2 separate regions of the Homo sapiens genome follow, and region 1 is linked to region 2. A link is a contact called in ENCODE Hi-C or POLR2A ChIA-PET data. All regions are on one chromosome and are shown on one strand. Each heading gives the region's core, a stretch centred on a gene start or an enhancer-like site at or near the end of the contact. The rest is flanking DNA. Distances are from core to core; before and after follow the strand shown.

What was found. Hi-C counts contacts between places; a loop is a spot of excess contacts on that map. ChIA-PET counts read pairs that join two places held with the same protein, here RNA polymerase II (POLR2A).
Region 1: a map of endothelial cell of hepatic sinusoid shows a loop between it and region 2 (5-fold over the local background). The contact joins two enhancer-like sites. A Hi-C loop is called at or near these places in 1 of 168 maps with a recorded cell type or tissue (endothelial cell of hepatic sinusoid). POLR2A ChIA-PET finds 5 or more read pairs at or near these places in 4 of 52 experiments (Caco-2, RWPE1, T-cell and 1 more).

The regions. Positions count from the first base shown.
Region 1 is chr2:191,261,051-191,267,479 of GRCh38, reverse strand. The region is part of intron 1 of MYO1B (myosin IB); the gene reads right to left. Among named protein-coding and RNA genes, the nearest start is that of MYO1B-AS1, 18 kb to the right of the region's middle. Within about 2 kb of position 1,355, at least 2 of the 41 ENCODE cell types and tissues checked have a DNase peak (open chromatin) inside an H3K27ac peak, as active enhancers do.
Region 2 is chr2:191,224,125-191,230,950 of GRCh38, reverse strand. MYO1B-AS1 (MYO1B antisense RNA 1) reads left to right here. Exons shown (of 4, transcript NR_186085.1): 4 at 1,697-1,786. Among named protein-coding and RNA genes, the nearest start is that of MYO1B, 18 kb to the left of the region's middle. Within about 2 kb of position 1,935, at least 4 of the 41 ENCODE cell types and tissues checked have a DNase peak (open chromatin) inside an H3K27ac peak, as active enhancers do.

The sequences.
Region 1 (6,429 bases), core at 106-2,605, 37 kb before region 2:
AAGCCAACTATATATTGAGAAACCCCTCACCTCATTTTCTCTAAAGCTTTCTGCTGAAAATGTCTAATGGAATGCTAGTAGGAGGGCTTTTGTTAAAATCTTGGATTATGGAAGAAATAGGCACAACTACTGGGCAATTTCCATATAGTATGTTGTTGACTTGTGTTCAAATTCTGGCTAATACAAAGGACATGAAATTACCAGGCAATGAAGAAATCCAATAGATTTAAACAGGAAGTGAAAACAAACAAATGGATAAAAGCAAATGGAAGCCCATTTGCCATACCTGACTCCAACCTTAAAAAGCTGTGAGTGGGAGGGGCTATTAATTCAACATTCTGGTTATCTAAGGGTTAACACCCTAGGTTTTGTCTCTGCATAGGCAGAGAGGGACAGGCACCACCAAGATCAAGGTCTGTTTCTGTCTGAGTATAGAAAAGCTGGCCTTACATCAATAAAAGTCATCAACAAGGAGATACCCTTAATCAACCACCCTCAATCCCAGGCACAGGCCAGTGATTAAGGACTGAAAGACAGCATCTAGAACCTTACAATTTGCAAACTGACGAGAGGGAAAAAAGTTTTTTCCCAACTGTGTAAAGTGAGAATGACAAAATATACCATCTAGACTAATTAGAAGAAATTGAGTCAAAAATAACAGCGGCTGCTATAACAACATGGAAGGTTTTGGATTACCAGTTACCAACTCTCACTTGTGACGTAAGGGCAAAATTTCTAAGTGCCTTTGTTTATAATTAAAGAGCAAGGAGAGAGACCTTAGAATCCCAGGCAAAACCTTCCTTTAAAAAAGAAGGCGGTGGAGCCAGCTGGTTTCTAGAAGAGCCAGGGCGAGGATGAAGCTTTTCTGACGGGTCTGAAAATGGTCTTTCACACCTATTCTATTACATATACCCTTCAGTCTAATTCCTAAATCACCAAGCTCTTCACAACACTGCACCATTTTTCAAAGAGTTTTTGCTTCTATATTACAGAAGGCTTGCAGCAATAGTTTACCACCAAGGATCCTTTCGATCCACCCCATTGTGGTACGGCACAGGCTGTGGAGCCACAGACCCAGGCTGGAATCCAAAGGAATTCATCTCTGGAATTCAAATTTCTAATCTAAAAACTCAGGGATGACAATATCTATTCCACAGGGCTGTTATGTAGCCTGACTGAGAGAGCAAACTCATTAGATGAATTTCTCCCTCTCCAATGCCCCTTTCTTCTTCTCACCCTGAAGAGCTTACCTACTCTTCTGTCCTGTCTCCTAGCAGGTGTGTCCAGGTAACTAACCTAGTGAGTTACCTCATTTGCAGTTGATCTTACATGAGGTTTAACACCCTAAGGAGGAAATGCAGCCAACACCACTGTCCCTACAGTCATTTCCCGGAGGAAGCTCTACAGAGTCATGGCAGGAATGGCTGCCAAAGGGCAGGTCAACTTCAGAGAGCACACACCCCACTCCAAGGCTGGGTCTGAAAGTCATGCCCTGCCTCCCTCTCCACCCCCTCAACATGGACCCCCCACCTGCCACAACCCTAGAAGGTCCAGAATGGGCAGCATGCAGCCCAGCTGTAGGGGAACCGGTCGTCATGCTATACAGCTCACAATGACTGGAGAATTAATGAGCTAACGTCTGAAAAAAGGCTACAAATTCCTGAGGGACGAGGCAGCCAAAAACTATAAACCGCTGTTACATCCAGAAACACAAACTCAGCTGTACAGGGGAACATGCTAATTATAACGCACGGACTTTTCAATGCGTTCCTTCGAGGCAGATTTTAAAAATTCCAAGAAGTCAATGTGTTTAGATTGGCAAACCTGAGACCCCGGAACCCCTAAGTGAACGTAAAACTGTTCAAATATAACTGGCACACCCGACTCTGATTTGTTCCTGGTGGGTGCACAGACGCCAAGAAAGACTGGTGATTACTGAATTGAATATAGCCACCAGAGGAAAACCAACTTCCCTTCCAAATGAATCAGCTTATTAATCAGAGGGTCTCAATCTCATTCCATGTGCTAAGATCCTCAACAAAGTCTTACACCACTTGTAGATTCATTCCTCTGTTCTCTTTATGCCTGATCGGATCATGCAATCACTCAAGGTACACCTTCATTATAATTAAAAATACAGTGATTTGCACCTGGTAGGCACTCACATAGGGTTTCCTCTACCCATTAGTTTTGGAGGCCACTCCGGATTGGTTCTGAACAAAGACACTCACATAAAACAGCCTGGGATACACTATGGCAGAATGGCCTTCTTTAAAAAAAAAAAAAAAAAAACAGGGGCCTTCCCATCGTTCAGGCTCTTTTAGTGACAATGGAGAGAAATGTACTGAATTTAGTGCACTATTCTTGTTTGTAGGTTAAGGAAGAAAATTATCCCTCCAGAAAACAACAGCTTTGGCATTCTGCAACAGATCATAGGTTACAACGACTACTGCAGTGGTTCTGGAAAAAACATCCACAAGATCCAAGTTGCAGGCCCAGCTCTGCAGCTAGCTCACAGTGAGACACTGGGCACACTGCCACCTTCAAGCCTCAGTTTCCTCACAAAGCGTATAACACATCATCTCCTAGGATCTTGTCCCAGCTTCCAACGCTGTTGATTCAACAAAAAAAAACAAGGCTCAACTCTGGAAAGACTGAGTTTGCTCATTCTGGGATGAGCATGCATCCTAGATCTGGTTATAGAGAATGTTAAAAACCAAAAAGCCAGCAAATGCCAGACCACAAGAATCTCTCTCAGTGACATTACTCAGAGGCAAAGGAAAGCAGCTCTCTTTATTCTGATCTCATAACCAAAATAAAATATATTAAGAGTGCAACCATACACAGCACAGAAAGATGCACAGAATAACCAGGTAAGTTAGGCCATCAAGGCACATTTGAGCATGTTTTCTGTGTGTTTACAATACATGGTTAGCTACAAAATGGAACTGGCTACTTTTAAAAATTCACCTAGTTAGGAAAGCAAAAAAAAAAAAGTCTAAAGATTACAAATTAAGTAATCTACATGTAAAGGAGGGGAAAAAATATGCATCACTCAACAGTGAAGCTTTGGTAATGCCTTCATACTCAAGGTTTAAAAAAGTTTTTTAGAATAATAAAAATTCAGAAGCTTCCTCAAGCAGTAATCCACTAAAATAAAGTCCAATAAACTATGTAAACAAAGGCAGAGATATTTATACATTTACATTAGGATTTCATGAATGTTTATTAGTTGAGAATTGATCAAACAAAAATAGCTAAGATGTTCCAAAAAAGACACTGATAATGTAAATTGAGAAATAATTTTTAAAGAAAATAGCTAAACTGCTGCAGTGGGTTATTTCACCTACACTGATTAAAATCAACAATTATATTAGAATTTGGAAACATTTTCTAGGTCAATTTCTGGTTTTTCTAATGTTGGAAGCATTCCTTTTAAAATCAAAGGCACCATAATTCTTACATATCCTTAAATACATTCTGAAGTATTTATGAAGAACAAAAGACACTACAAACAAATCAACCTATAAGACATGCCATAACTAATCATTTTTAAGTCACAAATAAAATGTTTACTGAAATTTTTGTTTATAAAATTCACATTTATAAATGTTAACTAAATTTGAATAGTTCTGCTAATTTCCAAATATTCTACAGGATACAGCAGTTACTTCATATATTTATATAAGGAGACATACTGACAACACCCCCACACACAGTTTTTTCTCCTTGAATACAGCACATGTTAATAACCTGTAAAGCTATAGGAAAATCCATTTTTAAAGTTAATTACCTTGACCACGTATGGAGCAATAAAACAAATTTTCCCAAGAAAAGTTTTGGTAAGAAATAAAACATACAATAGTGAACTACCTTGTAGAAACCCGATTAAGAAAAGTTAACTTCCTTCTACAAGTAGTTTATCAAAAAAGGGGCTTTCAAAATACATTATTATATTATAAATCATCAAAACTTAAAATTTACATTTCTACCCTTACGTCTGTCTCTCAATAGGTGGGTAGAAAAACTAGAGTTCTTTTTAAATGACAAAATTATAAGGCCCCTCTGGTTTAGAAATTAAAACTGCTTACCAACTTTTCTTCTCCATTGCTTTTTCCACTGATTTAACTAGCACTTTAGCCTTCAGTTCATATGAAAGAGAGAGACAAACATTCGTTGTGACAGGGAGAACACACTAAGTACAACAAATATTTTGCAAGCAGATAAGAAGGGGAAAGTAGGTCAATATCCTGTGGCTAGGAAGAGGCAGCCTCAGCTTCCATACAGGGCTGTTTTATATGAGTTAATCATATAAAGTTGATCGAGAGTCCATCATGGATACATGCTGGACTCTTCTGTTGACAACCTCCCACTCTGACCCATGCTACTGGTATACAAACAGTACTTAGCAGGCAATGAAAGAAGAAAGAATGAGAGACACATCTACTGCTTCTCATGCATGTGCAATCTAACTGAGGAAAGAATACTTAAGAGTAAGATAACCAGTATAATATGTTCATATAGGGCAGGCGATTCACCTCAAAAGGAGGAATATAGAGATGAACATTTCTGTTTAGAGGTACAGCTACTATCATACAGCAGGAGAATCACAGAAGGATAGCTGAAGAGGTGAAACTCGACCATGAAAGGTGAGTTGGATGTGATTAAGCAGAAAAGAAGTTTAAAGCAAGAATAAAAAACATATTCAGAAGACGGTGACCTGGCAGAATGGTAGCAGAGGACGGCCGGTATAGGAGCCTGATGAACAATGAAGCTGGGATGAAAGGTAAGCCAAGGCTAGACTAGGAGTCAGACCTAAGGAGCTCACAGGTGTTAGAGTGGTGGGAATGGGTGGGCGGGGAGAGAGAAGCATTACATAGCCTAACCAGCGCATCTGTGCTACAGTCATTACTTATGTCACACATCAAGATGGCAACAACTAAGGCTCAGAGTCACTGGTGATGGTCCCATGGAAGATAAAACTGAGGTCAGCCACTACATACAGATGACAGGGAGCCACCAAAATGATTTTGAGCACAATAGAGACAACAAATTTAAAGGAGGCTTAAGCAGAGGATGGGCAGTCTGAATTTGTTGGCAAAGCGACTAAATGCAGGGAGGAGGACTGCTCTGTGCAGTTGTTCAGTTTGTGTACTGCATAAAAGTGGGCCAGCTGGGGAGGAGGGGGGGCGGCAGAATAAGGTGACTAAAATAAAGTTGAGCTCCTGTGGGATTGTGTCTGCCCCAAAGAGTGCCTTTTTCTCACTGCATACAGGCCCTATACAAGACAGTATATCAAGGAATTCATCTGGGGCCCCAATCTAGTAGTTGAGGAACAAGAATTAGGATAATGCTAATGGAAATGAAAAGGAGATGTGCCAAGGGAAATCACAGATGAGTCTATCATAAAAGGTGGGAAACTAATTTGACAGAGGTGGAAGAGAGACAGGAGCGTTTAAGACTAAAGTAGAGGTTCTCTTATCCAAATGCATAAGGATTGACAATTTGGCTTATTTTTTTTTAAGTCAGTTAAATTTGGAAGTCATAAAAAATGATACATACCTAAACAAGTCATTTTAAATGAAGCTCTACAAATATACATTTATTGTCAATCTTTTGTTATAGTGCTGGAGCCTTTTCTTTGAGTATATGTCCACTGTTGTACTCAATGGTCTTTCTTCTATAAACCATCCCAAGGCATCATCCTCCAAGTCCAATTTATTTAAAGAACAGTGAGGTTCTAAAGAGCCCTGGAAAGTGAAGTGCGGTAGACCTCATTACCCTTTACAAATGCCCCATACCCCTCTCTACGTCCCGCCTTGCTGAATTCAGGCATATAGCCAATAAGACCTTTGCAGCAGGCGTCCCCTCTGCCACAGGGACCAGCAACGTTCCAGAAGGTACTGCCCCATCAGACTGTGTTCTGGAGTAAGGTTAAGGACAAATGGAGCAGAGTCCCCATCTGATCCACAACGGACACACAGTGTGAACATGGGTTACTGCTTTGAGCCAGTACGATTATCGAGTTTTACATAATCACAACTTAACCCACCAATCATGAATGACTGATAATATCAGTGAGGATACTTTTATTTTATGATCCCCCAAATTTTTTACTTATCTCAGCCACTCCTAAATTAGCTGCAGTCATTTATGGAAATTCATTCTTATCAGGTGATTTCCAAAGAATTCAAATGAATTTTCATAGAAACAACAATTCTTTTGGCACACATGTTTAAAATCATTGTATTAAACTATAATAAGTACACCGGGCACACGCAGGTCTGGGAATTAACACAGTCAGGTCTGGAGAAGCATTCTTCTCAACTGGTGGGAAAAGAAACTCAAGAGCACACTACAGGGTAGCCCTCTAGCTTGGAGCATTAGTGTATCTATGGCATCGGCTGATCCACTTTACAGAGAAAAAGA
Region 2 (6,826 bases), core at 686-3,185:
TTAATGCTCACAAGAATCCGAAGTGATAGATAAATTAATCATACCCCTTTTAGAGAAATGGAAGTTGAGTTTCAGCTAGATTAATTTCCCAAGAGTTACATAATTTGTATGCAGTGGGACTCAAATTTGTATGCTGGGACTCAAACTCGTAATTTCAAAGCTCATGCCCTTAACCACTATAGCTAGAGCTGGCTTCTTGGGGTGGCACCTGGGCCATAGCACGGGGCCCAATGCCTCAAAAGACCCACACTTGGATTAATGCTCTGTTACCACTGTCTGGAAACTCTTAAAGAGGGGTCCTGCGTTTTTATTTTGCTCTGGGTCTCATAATTCTTGTACCCAGTCTTGACTACACCACATTTCCTGACATCCTAGATGAATACTATATGTGGAGGTTTTAAAATGTGTCCACAAATTCTTCAACAGTTTTTCCTCCAAAAGATAGAACCTAATTCCCACCCATCACTTAAGTGTGGGCTAGCCTAATGACTCACTTCTAAAATATGACAGAAGTGGTGGTGTGTGTGTGTGTCTTCATGATTAGTAATAAAACACATGGTGGCTTCTGGCTCTTTGGATCACTTGTTCTGGGAAAAACCAGACGCCATGTTGTGAAGATACTAAGGCAACCCTTGGAGACGTTCATGTGGTACGGAACTGAGGCCTCCTGCCAGCAGCCGTGTTAAGTGAGCCATCTCAGAAGCATTCAGACAAACGTTCAAATGACTGCACCCCCAGTCCAGGGCTCAAATGCAGGCTCATGAGAGACCCTGAGACAGAACCATCCAGACAATCATTAGATAACTACTGTATCACAGAACGCTGGAATTTTAAAAAATGACAGGAATATGCAGTTAAAAGGTGAATATGGCCAGGCACGGTGTAATCCCAGCACTTTGGGAGGCTGAGGTGGGCAGATCGCTTGAGCTCAGGAGCTCGAGACCAGCCTGGGGAACATGGTGAAACCCCATCTCTACAAAATATACAAACATTAGCCAGGCATGGTGGTGAGCATCTTTGGTCCTAGCTACTTGCAGGGCTGAGGTGGAAGGATAACTTGAACCAGGGAGGCAGAGGTTGCAGTGAGCTGAGATTGTGCCACTGCATTCCAGCCTGGGCAAACAAGTGAGACCCTGTCTCAAAAAAATTTTATAAAAAGGTGAATACATCTTATGTCCTCCAATATTTGGTGCAATGTTAAAATTAATTTTAAATCTCTTCAGAGTGTATAGACATTTTATTCTTTTATTTTGTTTTGTTTTGAGACAGAGTCTCACTCTGTCACCCAAGCCCGGAGTGCAATGGTGCCATCTCGGCTCACTGCAACCTCCGCCTCCCAGGTTCAAGCAGTTCTCCTGCCTCAGCCTCCCGAGTAGATGGGATTACAGACGCCTCTCACCATGCCCAGCTAATTTTTTTGTATTTTTAGTAGAGACGAGGTTTCACCATGTTGGCCAGGCTGGTCTCGAAATCCTGACCTCAGGTGATCCACCTGCCTCGGCCTCCTAAAGTGCTGGGATTAGAGGCATGAGCCACTGTGCCCAGCAGAGGTATTTTATTCTAGGGGCCATGTTAACAATGCACTTTAGTAAGTGTCAAAAGTCTTCTTTCTACATTGTGTGAAGGCCTTTCTTTAATTTGAGCCACAGCTTTTGATTGTAACAACTGACATTCTGTCCTGATTATTAATTCACAGACAAACAGACACATTTCTTTCACAAGAGCCACCTCCTTTCTAATTGAGAAGTCTGTTGCTCTTGGTGTTCTCCGGCCTGCCACGCCTACGTTGTGTGGCCTGGAGTTGTACCCTAGTGTGCTCCAACAGCATTTCTTCCGCCTGTCTGGCATGGAACTGGGCCACCTGGCATTGCTCTCCTACAGCTGCCTGGCTTTTCTGCTATCATCCGACTCTGCATGATCCTGCCCAGGGGAGTAACAAGGAATAAGCAAGCCATCCCCAAGTGCTGCCAGATTGGCTCCATCCCATACCCATGTTCTTCAGGATCTGGTCACACCGGTTAATAGGAGAGGTAACAATGGTTCACACATGCAACAATGGATCCACTTGCAAAATAGGTTCAACACAGGCTGTGCAATAATATCCAAACATCTGAATCCTAAGTGTGAATTCCAGTTCAACAGCACAGACATTTAAAATCTAATGCCTAAAGTCAGATTTTAGGCATCTGATTTTAATCATCTTGGGGTGGCAGAGGTTGCAGTGAGCTGAGATGGTGCCACTGCACTCCAGCCTGGGTGAAAGAGTGAGATCCTGTCTCAAAAAAAAAAAAAAAAAAGTATGTCCTATGTCCTCCAATATGTGGTGCAATGTTAAAATTAATTTTAAACCTCTTCAGAGTGTTTCAAGCAATCCCTTGCTCGGGGACTTCCCTCAACATACATATATAATACCCAAAGGGCATGCCTAACCAGGACCACAGGGAATAGATGCAGCCAAACTTAAGCTTCCTCCTTCTGCATGGTAAAGAAACCTTATATATCAAAAGCAAATTATTACACTTTAACATAGAAAATTAGAGGAATACGGCACCCTTTTAACAGAACCACAAATGAAGTGGAAGTTATCTATATCTGAGAATAAGATGGGCTAAGCTTATTGAAAATGTCGACTCCAGACTTTGTTTTTTCACTAAACTATATAAGGCAAAACAGAGGAGAGTGATGATAAAGGGTGGGGAGGAGGGGAGAGAGGAAAGTCAGGAGAACTGTATGATCATCACTGTTCTACAGAACCAGTCATAAATCCATTGTTCTCAAGGAAACCAATTCACTTTAAATTGTCTGATTATTCTGATAGCAGATATGGCCAAGTATAACTAAAACCTAATACACCTAAATGAGTATTTTCAACAGAAGCATAAAACATGTGTTTATTATCCTGACAGGTCCCCCCCCTCCCGCACCCAGTGCTGTGGTCCTCTTCTAAATCTCATTTTTTAACTGAGTGCTTCAGATGTTGAAGGTTGGGCCGGTCAGCCCCATAAGACAGGGAACAGGGTGGGCAGAGCTCCCAAGAGAAGCCTTCTTTGTTGCTTCTCACATTGTGCAGGTCCTAATCTCAGTGCAGACAGGACCAGAGCCAGGAAGATTTGTACTACTTGTGGTTATTGACTAGCTTATGATTGTGCTTTTTTGTTTTGTTTTGCTCCTCTCTACCTTTTTTTTTTTTTTTTTTTTTGAGACGGAGTCTTGCTGTGTTGCCCGGGGTGGAGTGCATGGCGCCATCTTGGCTTACTGCAACCTCCACCTCCCAGGTTCAAGCAATTCTCCTGCCTCAGCTTTCTGAGTATCTGGGATTACAGGCACCTGCCACCACGCCCAGCTAATTTTTTATATTTTTGGTAGAGACAGGGTTTCACCACATAGGCCGAGCTGGTCTCGAACTCCTGATCTCAAGTGATCCACCTGCCTCAGCCTCCCAAATTGCTGGGATTACAGGCATGAGCCACCACGCCTGGCCTGTTTCTCTCTACCTTTTAGCCTGTCGGCTCCATAAGCTCCAGTGTCCGTGACGTTCATAGTGTATTCTCAGCCCCAGGGATGGACCCTGGCACATGGTAAGCATCAATAAATACTTATGAAATGAATGAAGGAAAGAAGTGATAAACTCACAGCTAAGGGAATTAAATGATTCTCATTACTTCTGGAGTATCCCTAATGGCTCTAAACACAACGCTAGTAACATTCTCCAACATGTAATTCATCAAACATCTAATGAGTGCCTACTATTTGCGTGTAATGAAGGCATTACCTGCCATTCTTAGTGCACTCCACTTCTCATTTCGTCCCTTCAAACATCATCTCCCTCCAAAAGTTGCAGCCGGAGAAATCCTGTTCTCAGTTCCAGAACAAAGTTCCACAATGTTAGTATTTCTCAAAGTATTTTTCCAGGGAAGGGCTGCCTGTTTTACTACAGAAAGCACTCCTGAGCAGGCACCAACTACCTTTATGATTAATTGGCCTAAAAATTTACCATATAGTTCACATATAATTCTTATTAGTACATCAGAAGATACTTTCACTAGATGGAAGTAGTTTTTCTACTTAATGTGTTTTAGGTTATTATTGTTACAGGAATGTTAGTGAAAATCAGGCAGAATTCATATTTCAAGGACCTAGTCTTTCCCCACTTCCTTTTAATTAATTTACTTTCCCAGAGAAGAGTAGCAATTGATCTCAAGCCAGTGTAGTGGCCTCTGCTGTTTCTGTGTCTAATTCTGGAGGTAAACTTTAAGAAAACATTTTAAAGAATAAATAGGCTAGGTACCAGGCAGTTGTTCTCTTAAACGGGACATTTTTATTTTTTTGCATCTTTTGTGATGTATGAAGAAGAAAAATGATATGATGCGCTTTAGAACCACATTTTATCTATCATATGGCAACTGTTACTCTGAATGAAGAAAGTATGCATAGAATGTTTGAAAAAATTATTCTGAGACATCATCTTCTTGAATGGCCTCTCTCAACACATGGTTTAGCTGTCTCTTTCAGGCAAATGGGGGGACTCCTTTGGGATTCAGAAAATGCTTCCCATCCTAATACAGGTCTTTGTAGGACATCTAGAACGGCAGAGGGAAATAAAAATACTTTCCCAAGGCAGAAGACTTCTGGTCAATAGGAACACATGTGGAATCTGGAAGGATTCCAATCAGCTTACTTGAAGTAATTCCAAGGCTTTTCTAATTTTAAAAACATATCTTTCACTCATGTAGGCAACATGGACAATAATTGATAAATGTCATGAACATAGCAGTATGGATCATATGGGATAAAATATTCTCTTTGAGAGCAAGTTTGTTTTTAAATTCTTAATGTCCTCTACTCTCAATTTTATTTAGCTTATTGATAATGTTATGGTTTCACAGGTGATTTCATTGTTTTCATGCACACAGATGAGATTTGAATTATGTATTTTTAATGTTGTATTAAAAGCCTATTTCAAATCCCTCTCAATAAAAATAGTTACTGCTTGGGATGGTTCTGACTCTCAGTGGAGTACAGTAACCTTCATTTGCATCCTTGAACAGGGCTCTGCAGGAGAGAAATCCTTCCAGGGACCTCATTTGGAACCCTCAGCAGGGGTAAAATTATGAGTGAAGCAAGAATTTCTTTTGTTTGTTTTTCCAGAAAAGAAAAGAGAGATGCTCTGCAAAATGTTTTACTAAAGAAAAAAAAAAATATATGGTTGCTTTTCTACCTCACCTCCTGCCTCGGTAGTTAAAGGAAAGGACAAAGAGCCAGGACTTTACCTTAACAAAATCTCAGGAATCACAGAGTTCACAGCACCCTCTCTGGGCCTCAGTATCCCAATCTGTTAAAGAAGATGCAATATCCACTTCATAAAGTAGTTTAAATAAAACGTAAAGCCCTGGAACAAAACCTGGCACATATTAAGTGCTCAGTAAATATTAGTTTGTGTTAAAAATAGAAATGACCTTCTATAATGTTGATTGTAAGAATTAATATTTTGCTGTTAGAATTTGTTCTAGATAGCTCAGTAATTATACAAGACTCTGGGGGTGGGGGAAGCATTTGGTCTGGCACTTTCCATAGCTATTGTATCTTCCAGCAAACACCTGTGATTGCTTACTGTTTATGAGCTACTCTGCTAGGAAAGACAGAGGCCAGGATCCAGGGCCTGCTGTCTAGGTGTTCACAGTCCAAAGAGGGAGTCATTCCTAAACCCGTCATTGAAATGCAATATGGCAAGTTCTGTAATAATAGTAATTACACTTATTATTTATTGACTTTCTGTCTTGGGGTGGGTCAGCACTTTACAAATACTGTCCTACTTTGCTCTCACAGCAACTCCATAAAGTAGGTGTTATTATTACTGTTTCACAGATGAGGAAATGGGTTCAGAAAGGCTAAATAATTTGTCCAAGGTCACATAGCTGGCTGGCAGGGCTGGAATTAGACTTCAGCTGTTTAAATCCAAAATCTATGTTCTTAATCATAACACTACTCTTCTTCCCTTAAATATTACATATAAATAATAATATATATTATTTTATTAAAATAATGAATATATTATTGTATACAGATAGCACAAATATTTGGGAGCACTGAAGGACTAGCTGGCTAATTCTGCCTGAGGGACTATAGGAGATCGTCAGTGAGGATGTGACATTTGAGTTAATCAACAGAACTATTTTCATGGATATATCACGGATCAGATTCAAGTATATATTTTATTTGGTTTCCCTCCCTACCCAGCTGCCAGAAACCTGAATTTCAACCTTTTTTAATTGCAATACATTTTCAAGTTTATTTCACCTGTGTACTATATTTGGTCATGGTATACACTTGGTCAGTGAAACTCTAATAATAACATCTTCCCATTTTCAGGAGAAAATGAAAATCACACACACAGACACACACACACTCATTCACTGTAGTATATCAGGGATTTCTTTAAATAACAAATTCCAATAGATCATGATACACTTTTATGAGGCATATATAATGATATACACCAAAATGTTAACATTGATTATTTCTAATTTTACAGGTTCTGAGTTTATGGGTACAATTGTTTACTTCTATATTTTGCAAGTGTTCTCAATTAAACATTTATCACTTTTGCAATCAGATTATCCATGTATTTCAAAACAGGCAACAAAACCTCCTAGGTGTTGTCCTAAACTCAATGCATGTTCAATGCAATCAGCTACAACTTGTCTACATCTCCAATAACAAGTTCCCTGAGGACAAGGACTACATCCCCAGGAAGAGGTAGAAGTAAGACCTTGCCTGTGGTGGTGCTTGACAATATTTATTTCTTAATGTGAAAAATGAATACTTG